Regions from separate parts of the Mus musculus genome. Here regions 2 and 3 are each linked to region 1. Evidence: chromatin loops called from intact Hi-C (ENCODE). Cell type or tissue: heart. All regions are shown on one strand. Region 1 overlaps Kcp (kielin/chordin-like protein). Region 2 overlaps Calu (calumenin). Region 3 holds the start of n-TPagg6 (a tRNA gene).

Evidence for each region. Peaks named below come from ENCODE experiments on the same cell type or tissue, not always from the same donor. Only the 100,000 strongest peaks of a DNase experiment are listed, where the experiment ranks them.
Region 2: a loop joins it to region 1, with 2.3 times the contacts of the local background. A loop is called at or near these places in 4 of 42 quality-filtered maps.
Region 3: it touches region 1 in a loop (3-fold over the local background); 10 of 42 quality-filtered maps call a loop at or near these places.

The regions. Positions count from the first base shown.
Region 1 is chr6:29,483,945-29,486,444 of GRCm38, forward strand. Kcp (kielin/chordin-like protein) reads right to left here. Exons shown (of 38, transcript NM_001029985.4): 32 at 1,474-1,616; 33 at 1,059-1,231; 34 at 867-978; 35 at 671-772; 36 at 1-150. Among named protein-coding and RNA genes, the nearest start is that of Atp6v1fnb, 14 kb to the left of the region's middle. In heart, a CTCF peak has its summit at 1,336 (motif pointing left); DNase peaks (open chromatin) are centred at 1,117 and 1,267; H3K4me3 peaks cover 1,026 bases; H3K27ac peaks cover 728 bases; H3K27me3 peaks cover 1,806 bases.
Region 2 is chr6:29,369,325-29,371,824 of GRCm38, forward strand. The region is part of intron 5 of Calu (calumenin); the gene reads left to right. Among named protein-coding and RNA genes, the nearest start is that of Opn1sw, 9.9 kb to the right of the region's middle. In heart, a CTCF peak has its summit at 1,111 (motif pointing right); no DNase peak of the experiment used is centred here.
Region 3 is chr6:29,387,308-29,389,807 of GRCm38, forward strand. It overlaps n-TPagg6 (a tRNA gene), which reads left to right and starts at 1,517; the gene lies at 1,517-1,588. In heart, no CTCF peak of the experiment used is centred here; a DNase peak (open chromatin) is centred at 1,404; H3K4me3 peaks cover 1,064 bases; H3K27ac peaks cover 1,076 bases; H3K27me3 peaks cover 217 bases.

The DNA.
Region 1 (2,500 bases):
AAACGAAGCCTCTGTGGGCAGGAGCCTCCCATCCGGACCCTGCAGATCATCCTGGGCAAAGCCATTGAAGTTCCCACAGAGACCACAAGTCTGGCCCCGGTAGGAGCTGGGAACTCTCACCTCCACCTGGGATTGCCCGTCCCACAGCACCTGTGCAAAGAGGCTTGGGACTAGGGAGGGGGAAGGACGGAGACCCCAAGGAGTTCACGAGCTAATTTGATAGTCTCCCTGCTGTGGGATGGACAGGTGCACTGTGGGATGGAAGGGCCACTTCCCTAGCCTGTGTACCTTGTTATACAGCCTGACCAAATGCTCGTGGGAGAGCTGCCCACTGCATCTTTCAACTGGACTCCAGGTGGAACAAAACCCTCTTCCTGAGAATCACTGCCCTGGGGCCTTAAGGAAGGTACAACGCCATCAGAGTTTGGATCAAGTGCACACAGCTTGGGGTTGTAAGTTATGGCTCGGGCTGCGAGCAAGAGATCATCATTTTCCCACATGGGAGGTGGGAGAGTCCTCAGAACACCTTGACTGCCTCCTGATCCCCACCGACTTTATACTTTCTCACCCCTGCCTTCTCCTCCTCCTACCAGGCAGACGCGTTGGAAGTTACAGAAGCGTTAGAAGTGCTGAGGTGCCAGGACCACCCTGTTTTGCCCTCTGTCTATACCTGAAGCCCAGGCTGGGCATGCAGGATCACAGTGTGACCACGAAGCTCAATGTACAGCAGTGGCTCCCGGAGGAAGGGCAAGGTCACTGTGTGCTGGTCCACCTGGAAAAGGGGGAGGGGGAGGGGAAGGAAGGGGCCATGTCGGATCAGACAGGTGAACTGTGTAGCACTGACCTTCCCTGGGTCCTTAGCTCACCATGACTGTCCTGCCCTGCAGCAGCCTCACAGCCACGGTTCCCAACAGCACTGCTACCTCTTGGGTCCAGGCCACACCCCTCCGGCCCCGGTCATCATTAGTCACGTGCACACTAAGAGGAGGAAGGGCCCGGGTGCCAGAGGTCAGAGGTGCCAGGTTAAGGTGTCACGGAGTAGAGAAAGGGGTTCGTACCTGAAGTCCTCGCCGTGGCAGTCCTTGGCCAGCACGTAGCTGCAGCTGCCTTGGAAGTGCAACAGGCGGCCATCGAAGGTGCGGTAATGGGGGTCTCCGAAGGCCATGCAGGAAGCCGGCCGGGGCAAACAGCGGAGACAGCAGCTGCCGGGACTCAGGGCAGGGACCTCATCCTGGCCCCCGACCCAAACAGATTCAGTCACAGGACACTTCCCCTGTCAAGTCTCAGCCCTCTGGTGGTCTCACTGATCCCTTGAACCCAGGTTCACCCCCTGGTGGTCACTCCAGGAACAGCACCAGCCCTGGCTCCGCTAGTAGTTCATGGATGGCAACAGAAACCCAAAGCCCCTCTCATCGCTCTGGGGAGGCAGTGCCCTTGTGCCCTAGTCCTACCACCTTGAACCAAGGCACTCACCCGGCTACATGCGAGCTTCCTGCAGCGCTGGGTCTGGCAGTGCACAGTACCAGCCACACAGGAGCAGCTGGTGCAGGCATCCACTGCCCACTGTTCTCCAGAGGCCACCCAGCGACCCTGATGCATGCATGACTGGGTAGGGTCTGAGGAGAAACGAGACAGGTTCAGTACCCTGCCCAAACACAGCAGTGTTTCTGGACAGACATCCATTTCTCCTTCTTAGACTGTGTGGTGGAGGATATCAGCTGGAGAGTGATGGCTGGAGAGTCGGCAGGACCCCAGCAACACTTGAATAACCTGCACCTGCCACTCGTGATCTGAGGAACGTCGGGCAAAGGGAGGTGGGTCTAGCATCCACCAGCAAATATGGCCCATGTGGGTGGCAGAGGCATTGTTCTGCTGGACAAGGAGTTGAGGCCAGGCTCCATTTCCACCTGCACTGTTGGGTGTTCTTGTAGGGCCAACAGAGAGGACTTAGCTATGTTACTCTTCCTCCATCAACACATCCCTCCCCTTGGCACTGCTTGAGGACCATGCCAGCTTTAAGCACCTTTAGCCATAAGGACAGGAGAGCTCTTGGCTCTTCTCAAGGTACACTCCACATGGTCCTAAAGACAGATGTCATTGTAGAGGGATTTCCCACAGGAGCCAGGCTGTGGTGATTTGAGTGAAAATGCACCCCCCCATAGAATGACAGGGAGTGGCATTATTAGAGGTGTGGCCTTGCTGGAGGAAGTGCGCCATGGGGGGTGGGGGTGGGGTTAAGGTTTTACAAGCAAGACCCAGTGTGACTCTCTCTTCCAGCTGCCTGTAGATTCAGATGTAGAACTCTCAGCCTCTTCTCCAGCCCTGTGACTGCCTGCAGGCCACCATGCTTCCTGCCACGATGATAATGGCCTAAACCTCTGAACCTGTAAGCCAGCCCCAATTATTTTCCTTTATAACAGTTGCCACAGTCATGAGAGCTCTTCACAGCAAAAGAAACCCTAACTAAGACCCAGGCCATGACCTGCAATCTCTGTGGCCT
Region 2 (2,500 bases), 110 kb before region 1:
CTTACATATTTTAAAGTTGTCTGTAAAATATTTAATTCGACTTCTAAAAGACTAATAAAGTGAGGCTGGAGAGATGACTCATCGGTTAAGAGCACTGACTGCTCTTCCAGTGGTTCTGAGTTCAATTCCCAGCAACCACATGGTGGCTCACAACCATCTGTAGTGAGATCTGATGCCCTCTTCTAGGGTGTCTGAAGACAGCTACAGCGTACTCATATATTAAATAAATAAGTAAATAAATATTACAAAGTGGGTGTGGCAGCCCCTGCTTGTTATCACAACACTTAGGCTGAGGCAGGAGGATTTTGTGAGGTTGAAATACACCAGCTCTTAAAAAGTAATTCAGAAGTTTAAACTTGGAATGGATATTAGATGATGCACAGGATTGGCTTTATAAACTGTGGTAATAGCATCATGGTTATGTAAGAAATGTCCTTCATTTGTAAAGCTATATTCAAAAGGACATGGAGATATGTGGTTAGAATTTGCCCTAAAATAATTCATTGGGGCGAGGGTGTCACATGAACATATGGCAGAAACTGGCAGCTATTGAGTTGATGATGGCTAAGTGGTGGGTCTGTGGACTTTCTTTCCTACTTCTGTAGGAAAGTTTTCATAGTGAAAACAAAAGTGGTAAGTAGGATGCTGGTCTCAATGCCTGCATACGTGAGCACTCAGTAAATGTTAATGGCTGGATTTTGAGGCGGGGTGCCACTATGTAGCTCTGGCTATCCCGAGACTCACTATGTAGACCAGGCTGCTCAACATGCCCCTGCCTCCTGCCATCTGATTAAAGGTGTGCATCATCACATCCGGCTGTTATTTTCGCATTCATTAGTTGTTAAAGGGAAAATAGTACTTTGAGTTATAGATGCATGCATAGAGGCAAATATGTAAAATATATACATATTTTCCTTCATTAAACTGGAAACACATTTATTTATTTTTGTTGATGTGTATGTGTTAGGTACTGGAGGTCAGGCCCAGGGCTTTGACTCGTTAGGTAGGGTCTCTGCCACTCAGCTCTAGTCCAGCCCTATGTCATTTCTTTGTTTTGTTTTAAACATTTATTTATTATATGCAAGTACACTGTAGCTGTCTGAAGACATACCAGAAGAGGGCGTCAGATCTCATTACAGATGGTTAAGAGCCACTGTAGTTGGTGGGATTTGAACTGAGGACCTTTAGAAGGGCAGTCAGTGCTCTTAACCACTGAGCCATCTCTCCAGCCCCCTCTATATATAATTTCAAATGCCAATATTTGGTTGGCAACACTTAACCATTCCTTGATTGCAGTTGATTTTTGTTTAATTTTGTAGGGATGTTCATCCTGTTTACCAGTCAAAATATAGACAGAAATAGTGTTGCCTTGAGAAAATGAAAATATAATCTATTCTCTACTATTTGGATTTTATTTATTTTTATTTTTCACAAACATATTTGTGGTTTTTCTTGGTTTGTTTTATCTTGGAAGCTTTAATTGTTCTGACATAATTACTTGCAAGTTTATTGTGTATCTAAATTAAAATATTGTTTTCCAGAGTTAAGCTTAGTGTTTTAAATGTCTTGACAGATCAAATTGTTCTTAAATTGTTAATACAGAGCTGAGTGGCTGAGGCAGGAGGAATGTCTCCAGTTTAAGGCCTATCTAGACTAAAACCCTGCCTCAAAACCAATGGAAGAAAATAGCACTTACTGTACACATGTCACCATAAAAAAAAACAAAAATATATCTGTTAATTTTTTCCATCTAGCTTTCTATTTGTAAATAGCATTGTATGTCATTACCCTGAACGAGGTCTCAGGGTTAAAGCTGCTCTCACAGAGGATCCAAAATTGGTTCCCAGCACCTACTTCAGATAGCTCACTACTGAACTACCACCGAAACTCTAGCTCCAGGGCATTAGACACTACCTTCTGAACTCTTTAGGCGCCTGCTGCCCCACACATGCAGGCACACACACATAATTAAAAGAAGAGAAACCACAGAAGCCCTGTCTGTAGAGTGGAGATGTGTGGCAGCCATGCTTTGTTCTCCTAGTGTCTTTAGTTCTGTGCCAAAATTTATGATGTAATTCATCACCAAAATTGTGTTTAATGATCTCATAGCTAAAATTTAGACTGTTTTTGTTTTATTTACACACAAAAAATTAGAAGTCTCTTCACATGTGAAAGTATTTGTTAACAATTTTCCTGCCTGTCTGCCTTCTAAAGACCAACACCACTGTTTTTAATCATCTCTAGAGCTTCTTCTACTCTATTAGGTTTCATTACAAGTGAAGAAGATGGCTATTCTAAGAAGGGAAACCGGGTAGAAGCCACATTGTAAGCCACATTGTAAGAGTGCTGAAGTTGAGAATCAGGGATCTGATTCTTTGACGGTTGTCCCTTCTCAGTGTACTCTGGGTGTTCTTCTGCTTGTCCTGACTGAAGGCCACTGGCTTAGTGCACTTAGCTAGGTGTTGGTTAGTAAGTGCAGTTTCCTTGAGAATTTAGAATT
Region 3 (2,500 bases), 97 kb before region 1:
ATCTGAGGCTAATTATCTTGAGCTGTCTTGATCCACATTAATAGCCATTCATTGCCCACCTCTATGTCTGACCTAGTACCCTTGTGACTATCACTTGAAACACTTGAGATGTATTAACAGACCACTAGCTTCCACCATCCATAGACTAAGACTGCCATCAGATAGCAGCTGAAACCCCAGCAGAGATGTCCCCCACTCTGTTCTAACCTATCCACCTTATAGTCCCATCAGTGCATCTGAAAGGGACTCGGATTGCTTACGTTCTTGTTCTATAACTATAAAAGCTTCATGAAACTGCCACCACTCTGGAAAATGGTATTTAAGGCAACCTGATTCTATGTTCTTGGGTCGTGGTCTCTCATATTTGGCTCTAGAACAAACTATCTCCTCCTCTTCTTGAGATAGGGTCTCACCATGCAGTCCCCCCGGGGGAGGGGGGAGCCTGAAATGTGCTACATAATCCCTGCTGACATCGGCCTCCTCTCTCGAGCCTCAATTGAAAGGCTGTGCCACAGCCTGGCCTCAAACCCCATCTCCTGTCATCAGTAAGAACTGATTTTGGAGTTAACACTTAGCAGCTTCCCTGCCCCACCCCCACCCCCAGCAGGGGCTGTTTGGTGTGGAGGTGTGTGAGGACAGACTCCTGTCTCCAGTTTTCTAGAAAGTCCGAGAAGCTGTGTGTCCTGCATTTAAAGCGACTTCAGATGCAGATGGCAGCAGAGGCTGAAGCTAGGCAAGAGGAAGCATTCTTGTAACAGGTGGGCACATGGCAAGTGCAGGCGAGTGTCCTTGTCTTACAGCAGAGAACATGGGCCAAAGTTAAGAGACTGGTAAAGCACACAGCACATGCCCGGCCCGCAGCAGGCAGTAAGGCCTCTCTTCTGTTAGGTACTCCTCCACCCCGCCCATCTCCGCCCATCCCCAACCCCTCCCACCTCCAGCTCCACCCCGATCCCTACAACCCCACCCCCCTCCCGTCTTAGGTTACCACAATCACCCGTTTCTGTTGTAGAGCATTTTATACGCTCCATCACCTACCTCACCATCACCCTTAAGGGAGACAGGGCAGGACCTGCCTTTCCAGATGGAAGGAGATGCAGTAGGTTAGCCAAGGTGGCCTAGACAAGGGTGTGCCAGGTCCGGCGTCTGGGCTGGCGCCCAAGAGTTTACCAGGTATGAAGCATCTTTTCCTGGTGGTCTAACCAGGAGCTAAGAAAAAAGAGCAGCTTGGAATTGACAGCAATAACTCCTAAGACAAAGAAGTATCTGCTGGGGCCTGCCTGGCCCTCTCTTCCCTTCTTCCAACAGTGAGTTTGGAAGTATGAGCTCTGGGTGAAGTCCTAGGCAGAGGAGTGGCTGTGTGACTGAGGAGATCAAAGCCTGCTGGAGCACTGCCTGCCTGGGCTGGGAGCCAGCTTGAGAGGAGCAGCAGAGAAACCGGTCCTAGGAACCACTAGTGCAGTTAATGTTGATGATGTGGTAGAGAGGATACATCTGGCCAGGAGTAACCGCCAGTGGCTCGTTGGTCTAGGGGTATGATTCTCGCTTAGGGTGCGAGAGGTCCCGGGTTCAAATCCCGGACGAGCCCTGCTTATCATTTTTTGCTCCCCCTTGGCCAACTTCCACATGCACAGCCTGCTCTTGCCAGAGATCTGGTTAAAGGATCTTGACGGCCAACTGTCAGTCACCTCGGAGTCTTAGTCTATATATGTGGTTGTTTCCACGTGGTCAAACAGGACAAGCATGGTTTTAAAGCATCCACTGGGCTTCCTGTGTGAGGGAAGGGGACTTTGGATCATCTACAGGGGGCTGGAGCCTCACAAAAGCACATGAAAGCCAGGTTCTTGAACCTTGAAATTCCTACAAATACCACACAAATGAAAGAAAGAGTCTTACAGCGGTGTTTCAGGAAACCAGGGTAGGTGAGGGAATTCCGCCAAAGAAAGAAAGATGAAAGAAAGAGATGAAAAAGGAAAGAGGGCACGCCTTTAATCCCAGCACTCAGGAGGCAGAGGCAAACAGATTTCTGAGTTCGAGGTCCTGGTCTACAGAGTGAGTTCCAGGACAGCCAGGGCTACTCAGAGAAACCATGTCTCAAATAAAACAAACAAAAATAAAACAAAAACAAAAAAAAAAAAGGGAAGAAGGAGAGAAGGGGGTGGAGAGAGTAAGCACAAGAGAGCGATCTACTGAAGAATCAACACAATACTATGATTTGTGTAGGATTTCCCAGCTTTTTCTACCGTTTCCAAACAGGAAGTACAGATGCATTGGTAACTCTGTGATGCGACCATCAATGTGTTTCTCCTACGGACTCAACCATCCTGGACACGGATACAAGATACAAGCGTTTAGGTGCTTGCTCAGAACACTGCCTGTCCCCTGTCCCCATACCTAGCTGGGGAGCTGCTGGGGAAGGGAGAGTCAGTCGTGTTCTGGCTTGGAGCCCCTGGTAGGCTGCCCGTACTCCAGTGCAGAGCCCCACACCCATGCACACACT